Regions from separate parts of the Homo sapiens genome. Here regions 2 and 3 are each linked to region 1. Evidence: read pairs that join two places in POLR2A ChIA-PET (ENCODE). Cell type or tissue: CD4-positive, alpha-beta T cell. All regions are shown on one strand.

Region 1 (2,500 bases):
CCTGTTCAGCAACGAGAAACAAGCTGAAATGATCTGTGCATACATATTGCAAACAACAACAACAAAAAAAACAATGAACGCAAAATCAAATAAAAACATACATCAGAAGTGAAATTAACCAAAGGAGAATGAATGTAAACACACAGTTCTCTAAGATGCTCAATAAATCACAAATATCATTACTCCATAAAATCAGTTAACAGATAAATACGTACAGCTAATATGTATCAACTGAAAAAAAAAGTTAAAAGATAAATAGAAATTCAGGTAGATATTATAAAATATCAGAGACAGACCCATAAATGCACTGATCAGGTTTCACGAAGATGAGAACAGAAGAAATAGAACAGAAATAATGTATCCAAGTGGTAGTAAAACAAAATATTGTTGAAATGAGCAGCTGAGTCTGTAGACTTAGAGGCCACACCATTCCAGGCAACACACATACTCTGGAAAATGTGTGATGAGTGCCCTCCTTTAATTCTTGGGACATTTATCGGTCCCTGTATTTATACTTCAGTGTTTATGGTTTTTGAATATTTTGAATTGGGATTTCCAAATATTTTCTCCCATTTTCCATCATCTTTACTTTTTTATTTATAGTCCTAGAGGGCTTTGTCTTTCAGCCTTACCAATAATTTTATTTGAACTTCAGAAATACTAATTTTAACTACCAAGAATATTTTCTTGTCCTTGATTCTTTCCCCGCAGCCTGTCCTTGTCTTAAGGATATAGTTTCTCAAATACTTGTGATGATGTTTTGGAGCTTTGAAAATGATCTCTTTTGAATTATCTCAATTTCCTGCAAAATATGTTACTTTTGTCGGCTTTGGCTGTTCCCCTTGGAATTGTCGCCTTTCCTCCGCCTCATTGAGCAGAGCTTCCTTGAGGACTGGAACAATTCCAATAGCTCATCTCCACCTGTGTGCATCTCCCCTCACTCCAGCCACAGAGGTCAGCATCTCTCTGAATTTTGGTTTCGCCGTTCTCTTTTTTGAATACATAAGTCTAACCTTCATATATGTATGTTTAAGTAATATTTATTTTAAATTTTAAAAATATATTGAAATACTATTAAAGTATGTTTCTCCAGGGACCTATTTCTTATTTTTCCTCCCTTAACAAAGTGTTTCTATGATCAGTCCTTGTTGCTGTGTGTAGCAGTAGTTGATTTTCAGACAGGAAGCTCTTGTAAATTACTCTGGCCAGTGAAACAAGTAAAAGGGTACATGTGTCAGTTCCAGGAAGTGTTTACGAGTCAGCGCGTGATTTCCTGTGCTCACGCCCATGGCTGCCACATCTGGGGAAGCATGTGTTGACGTGGAGCTGCCACAAGATCAGCACCTCCTGGAGTGATGGGCTGCAGCCCCGAGAAGGTGGCCCTGGAGAGTTCTGGGAGCCAAAGCAAAAGTGGCATGAACAAGAAATACATTTTGCTGTGCCACATCAGTAAGATTTTCCAGCTATTTCTTAGCACAGGATAATCTACCATACCTTTTCCTTCCTTTCATTTTTGCGTCTGCAGTGATGGTATTCTATTTCACTTTTCTATACAGATCACTGATTGTCTACCTCCACCTACGAAGCAGTCCTTTCCTCCCCCAGGGGCCTGCAGTGCATCTATTTGTGTGAGCCTGTTTTGGGCTTCCTTCTGCTCCATCATCAGCTCATCAGTCCTGAACAAATACCTCTGTAGTCTTCATTACTGCAGCTTAATAGTATCTGGTGTAGTAACTCTCTCTACTTTCTATTTCTTTTTCAGGACTGTCTTTTCCAACCTTACTTTACTCATCCATTAAGTTTTAGAAACCTACAACCACATACACAATGGAAAGCTTGTTGGGGTTTTGGTTGTGATTGCATTTGAGGAGCTTATCGTTACAATATTGAGTGTTCCTACTCATCGTAGCTGGGCTATGGGCTATTTTTCTTTTTTGATATATCTAAAGCATTATAACTTTTTGGAACAAAAGAATAGGATTTCTTGAGTTTAGGCAACCATCTGGAATTAGAAGTCTATTTGCAACAGTGTTTCACAGAGATAAACTCAGGACTCAATACCATAAAGCAAAGTACAGGGAGGAGAGGGGTTGGGGAGAGGACTAAGCTTCAGGTATTTTCTCTGTGTCGGATGCCCCTTGGGTGTCATGCATGCAGTATTTCAATTTATTCCCATGAAACCTCTATCTAACATGTAGCATTTTCTCCATGAAATCAAGACCCAGTTATGTTAAGCAAACTATCAAAGCTCAAACCCTGGTAAAAAGTGACAGGGCTAAGAATTGGAGAAGGCCACTTGGATTTCAAGCCAGGCTTCCCCAATATCATCATGACAAGTGTATTAAAGAAATTCGAAAGATTTTGCCTGGCTTTCTTGAGGTTGATGGATTGGCTTATTGTCTTGGCTAATGCTTTCTATCAAATTTTTAATTATTACAATAAATTTTATTTTTATTATTTATTTATTTATATTTTATTTTTTGAGATGGAGTTCCATTCT
Region 2 (2,500 bases), 52 kb after region 1:
TCAGCCTGGGGTGAATCACGCACTCGAGGTGTGCCCACTGACAGTCTTGGAAGTATTGACAGGAAGGTAGAAAGGAAGAGAGCTTGCATCAGGGAGGCTGCTGAGTAGAGAAGAGGAGGAGAGGGCATCACACTCACCCACCTTGAGATTTGTCTGGTTCTGTTTCCACCCAGAGACACCCCTGCTTGTGTCAAAAGAGTGAATGCTCTTCCTGGCTTGGCTTTGCATTTCTCTGCCCTTAAATACATAAATGGAGTCAGTGCAGGTATGGAGACGTGCCAGTGAGTAGGCCTCTTCACGGATGCCTGGGCCACATGTGGATGTGCACCTGCGCTCCACCAGCAAGAAAGGCACATGCCTCTGTGAGGGGTCTATATCTCCTAGAGCTTGAGAACCACGGGCTTCATCAAGGAAAAGTTAGAGAGGAATTACGCACCGGCCACTTGCTAAACATGGCAAGAAGGCTTCCCTGAGACTGTTGCAGCGGGGGAAAGAGATGGGTCCAATTCCAAACTCAGCAGGGATGGTGGAGGGTTTATACCAACAAGCAGAGTGAGGGGTCAGTGGGGAAAATTACTAAAAAGAGCTTGATTAGATCTCAAGGGTAAACTAACTTAACAGAATTCTTGCTGAAAGCAGGCCAAGAACTTAGGTATCAAGAGTGAGGGATGAGGAACTTGATCAGATATCAAGGCTGAGGAGATTTGTGACAAACTAACATAGGAGGTCTTTTCTTTCTTTTCTTTTCTTTTTTTCTTTTTTTTTTTTTTTTAGATGGAGTCTCACTCTGTCACCAGGCTGGAGTGCGGTGGTGAGATCTCGGCTCACTTCAACCCCCACCTCCCAGGTTCAAGCGATTCTCGTGTCTCAGCCTCCCAAGTAGCTGGGACTACAGGAGCGTGCCACTACGCCCAGCTAATTTTTGTAATTTTGGTAGAGGAGACGGGGTTTCACCATGCTGGCCAGGACGGTCTCGATCTCTTGACCTCATGATCTGCTAGCCTCAGCCTCCCAAAGTGCTGGGATTACAGGTGTGAGCCGCCGTGCCCAGCCAAGGAGGCCTTTTCTAAAACTAGCTCAGCAGGTCAAGTTTGAGGCCTAATTGAGAAGAGGGCACAGAGAAGCCTGGCTAAAGTTTGATCCAAGAGGGAGTTTGTCAGCGGGAGAAGAGGCAAGGAGGCTGAAAAACTGAGTGGGGCAGCATACTTTCTGATAAATAAAGGTCCTCACCAACAATTTTCCATCCTGGTTTAAGAAACAAGAAGATATGACAATTTATCTACAGGAATATTGTAAAAATTTTAGGTCAAGATTAATTTTAACTTTCTCTACAACTTAAAACACTACATTTGGCCAGAGAAATTGTTTGATAAATTGTTTAAGTCAGATATGGTTAAATTACCCAAGTAATGGGTTCTTATAAGTCCAATAAAAGTTTGAAGTTAGCAAGTAAAAATAGAACTCAAAACTATATTAAACAGTCAGACTTACATGGAGACTATTTCATTTGAAATACTGTATCAAATAGATTGACTCACAGGCCATTTTCTGTGCCGATATAACTGTATTTTCATGAATGGTCTGAACAATAAAGTTCATCTTGTAAAATTTTCAGATGAAAGCAATGTAGGCATGACGGCTGATACTTGGGGGACTTGAGCGGGCTTTTACAATGCCCCAGCAAGGAGGCAGCATGGGCTTCAATCAAGAGCCAAGGCATCTAATGTGGCTTAGCATGGACGGTTACCCCTGGGAGAGAACAATAAATCCTACAACTACATTTGGCAAGCAATGAGTCAGTTATACTCCAAGGAAAAGAAAGATCCGTGGGTCATACCAGGAAATAAGCATGGCTGAGATCTGCCTCTGTGGAAGCTCCCAGGTGATGTCAACAGTGGATTTTAATTGGCAGACAAAGTCTTCTACCTCCCATTGCTTCTGGCCCAGGGGGCCTCACCCCTACTCTGCCTTCACTACAGATTGGGTTTCCCGGTGAGCAGACCCTCACATGGGGTTTAGCATGCAGACTGTTTATTAAGGATCCCCTGCAGTTCATGTGGAAGGGTCAGGAAGCTGGCTGGTCAGAGGGAAAGTGGAGCCCTGATATAGGCTGACCCCACAGGGTGCTCTGGAGTTGGAATGTGCCCTTTCAAGTTGTACAGAGTTGGGCCTAAGTGGCCAGGTCTTCATATTCCTGCATCAGTGAATCATTGGATCTGGCTCTGTGCAGGCCAGGCTGTCCCTGAAGGGGCTGACTCCCAGCACTGGGCAAACGCCGTCTCCTTCCACTTTCAAAGCCAAACTGAGCTCTGTAGCAAATTCCTAAAGGTATTTATGTTTTCTCTGATATATTCATGAATAATATGAGTTGTGTGTGTTTCCCTAGGTCTCCTCTTCTTTTAGCTATGGCAAATACTGAGTTGTGATTTGTTTTTTATATCTATTTCTCCTTCACTGAACTAAACTCTTTGTGGATCAAGGCTGTGTGTGTCACTGTGGA
Region 3 (2,500 bases), 120 kb before region 1:
TCCAGTTTTTCTGCTCTGTTTTTTCCCCATCTTTGTGGTTTTATCTACTTTTGGTCTTTGATGCTGGTGATGTACAGATGGGTTTTTGGTGTGGATGTCCTTTCTGTTTGTTAGTTTTCCTTCTAACAGACAGGACCCTCAGCTGCAGGTCTGTTGGAGTTTGCTAGAAGTCCACTCCAGACCCTGTTTGCCTGGGTATCAGCAGTGGTGTCTGCAGAACCGCGGATTTTTGTGAACTGTGAATGCTGCTGTCTGATCGTTCCTCTGGAAGTTTTGTCTCAGAGGAGTACCCGGCCACGTGAGGTGTCAGTCTGCCCCTACTGGGGGGTGCCTCCCAGTTAGGCTGCTCGGGGGTCAGGGGTCAGGGACCCACTTGAGGAGGCAGTCTGCCCGTTCTCAGATCTCCAGCTGCGTGCTGGGAGAACCACTGCTCTCTTCAAAGCTGTCAGACACGGACATTTAAGTCTGCAGAGGTTACTGCTGTCTTTTTGTTTGTCTGTGCCCTGCCCCCAGAGGTGGAGCCTACAGAGGCAGGCAGGCCTCCTTGAGCTGTGGTGGGCTCCACCCAATTCGAGCTTCCTGGCTGCTTTGTTTACCTAAGGGAGCCTGGGCAATGGCGGGCACCCCTCCCCCAGCCTCACTGCCGCCTTGCAGTTTGATCTCAGACTGCTGTGCTAGCAATCAGCGAGACTCCGTGGGCGTAGGACCCTCTGAGCCAGGTGCAGGATGTAATCTCCTGGTGCTCCATTTCCTAAGCCAGTCGGAAAAGCACAGTATTCGGGTAGGAGTGACCCAATTTTCCAGGTGCTGTCTGTCACCCCTTTCCTTGAGTAGGAAAGGGAACTCCCTGACCCCTTGCACTTCCCAAGTGAGGCAATGCCTCGCCCTGCTTCGGCTCGCGAACAGAGCGCTGCACCCACTGTCCTGTGCCCACTGTCTGGCACTCCGTAGTGAGATGAACCCGGTACCTCAGATGGAAATGCAGAAATCACCCGTCTTCTGTGTCGCTCACTCTGGGAGCTGTAGATCAGAGCTCTTCCTATTCAGCCATCTTGTGGAAACTCCTTCTCTTGCATTTTGAATTTTTTAATCTATTTTCTCCTTCTTTGCCTTACACAAGACATCAGTAATATGTAAATGAATGAATACATTCACAAATAACTTAAAGAGTTAAATTTGTAAACTTTATACAACTTGAAAATAAGTTTAGAGGGAAAAGGAATTCACATCAGCTTACTTTATAACAAAGGAGCAAAAGCAGGCAAAGTATAAAAGCATTATTTCTGGAGGTACTTTCAAAAATATGAACAGAAATACAAGCCACACCAAGTAATTTCTGTATAATGCCTCATAAAATTTTGGTATTTACTTAGAAGGCAGATGTAATGATGTCTAAATAAAAGAAAGTTGAATAGAAGGCAGAAAAGGTTATTCAAGATTCCAAGTCATTAATAGAACTCTATCTTTTATTGCCTTTTTCATAGAGGTCTAATAATAGCAAATACATGGAATGAACCTAAATTCCCATCAATGACAGACTGAATAAAGGAAATGTGATGCTGATACACAATGGAATATTATACAGCCATAAAAAAGAATTAAATCCTCTCTTTTGTGGGAACATGAATGGAGCTGGAGGCTATCATCCTTAGCAAACTAACACAGGAACAGAAAACCAAATACCACATGTTCTCACTTATAGGTGGGAGCTAAATGATGAGAACTTATGAACACAAATAAGGAAACAACAGATACTAGGGTCTACTTGAAAGGGGAGGGTGGGAGGAGGAAGAGGAGCAGAAAAATAACCATTGGGTACCAAGATTATTATGTGGGTGATGTAAGAATATGCACAATAAACCCCCATGACACATGTTTATGTATGTAACAAACCTTCACATGTAACCCTAAACCTGAAATAAAAATTTTTAAGAAAGGAAAACTTTTTGCCCTCCATTTGTCTATATCTTGTTTGTCAAAAGCAGAGCATATATCCTTATTAGGCAAGCAAAATTGGAAAGGGCCCAGTGTACAATCCTCGGAATATTTCTTAATCTTTCTGAGCCCCAATTTTCTTTATGTAGAGACTGTTGCATTAACCAGGATGGGCTGAGTTGTGCAGTCATAACACAAAAACCTGAAATATCAGTGGCTTATGACAGCAACATAAAACTCCATTATTGTGACTGCTATTCTCACAGATTGATGCATGTGTGTTGGGGGCTCTGAACCATGTTGTGGTCACTCTGAGCCTCAGGCTGATGGCAGCAACACAGGGGCCAAGGCAGCAAGCACTGGCTCTGTCAAGAGCAATGGAAGGAAGACATATCACTTCTTTTTTTCTTTTGGTTATCTCCAAGCCTAACAGCTTTCCCTCTATTCATTTTGTCACTCATCTATTTAGCATTCTAAGATGTGCTCTTTGAGAAATTGCCATACTGCTTTCCACAATGGCTGAACTAATTTACACTCTCACCAACAGTGTATAAGTGTTCCCTTT

The links. Peaks named below come from ENCODE experiments on the same cell type or tissue, not always from the same donor. Only the 100,000 strongest peaks of a DNase experiment are listed, where the experiment ranks them.
Region 2: POLR2A ChIA-PET joins it to region 1 with 6 read pairs; 5 of 35 experiments call an interaction of 5 or more read pairs at or near these places.
Region 3: POLR2A ChIA-PET joins it to region 1 with 5 read pairs; 2 of 35 experiments call an interaction of 5 or more read pairs at or near these places.

Annotation. Positions count from the first base shown.
Region 1 is chr20:24,026,170-24,028,669 of GRCh38, forward strand. No RefSeq gene overlaps it. Among named protein-coding and RNA genes, the nearest start is that of GGTLC1, 39 kb to the left of the region's middle. In CD4-positive, alpha-beta T cell, no CTCF peak of the experiment used is centred here; a DNase peak (open chromatin) is centred at 1,282; H3K4me3 peaks cover 538 bases; H3K27ac peaks cover 1,722 bases.
Region 2 is chr20:24,078,027-24,080,526 of GRCh38, forward strand. No RefSeq gene overlaps it. Among named protein-coding and RNA genes, the nearest start is that of WAKMAR1, 33 kb to the right of the region's middle. In CD4-positive, alpha-beta T cell, no CTCF peak of the experiment used is centred here; no DNase peak of the experiment used is centred here.
Region 3 is chr20:23,901,937-23,904,436 of GRCh38, forward strand. No RefSeq gene overlaps it. Among named protein-coding and RNA genes, the nearest start is that of CST5, 23 kb to the left of the region's middle. In CD4-positive, alpha-beta T cell, no CTCF peak of the experiment used is centred here; no DNase peak of the experiment used is centred here; H3K4me3 peaks cover 419 bases.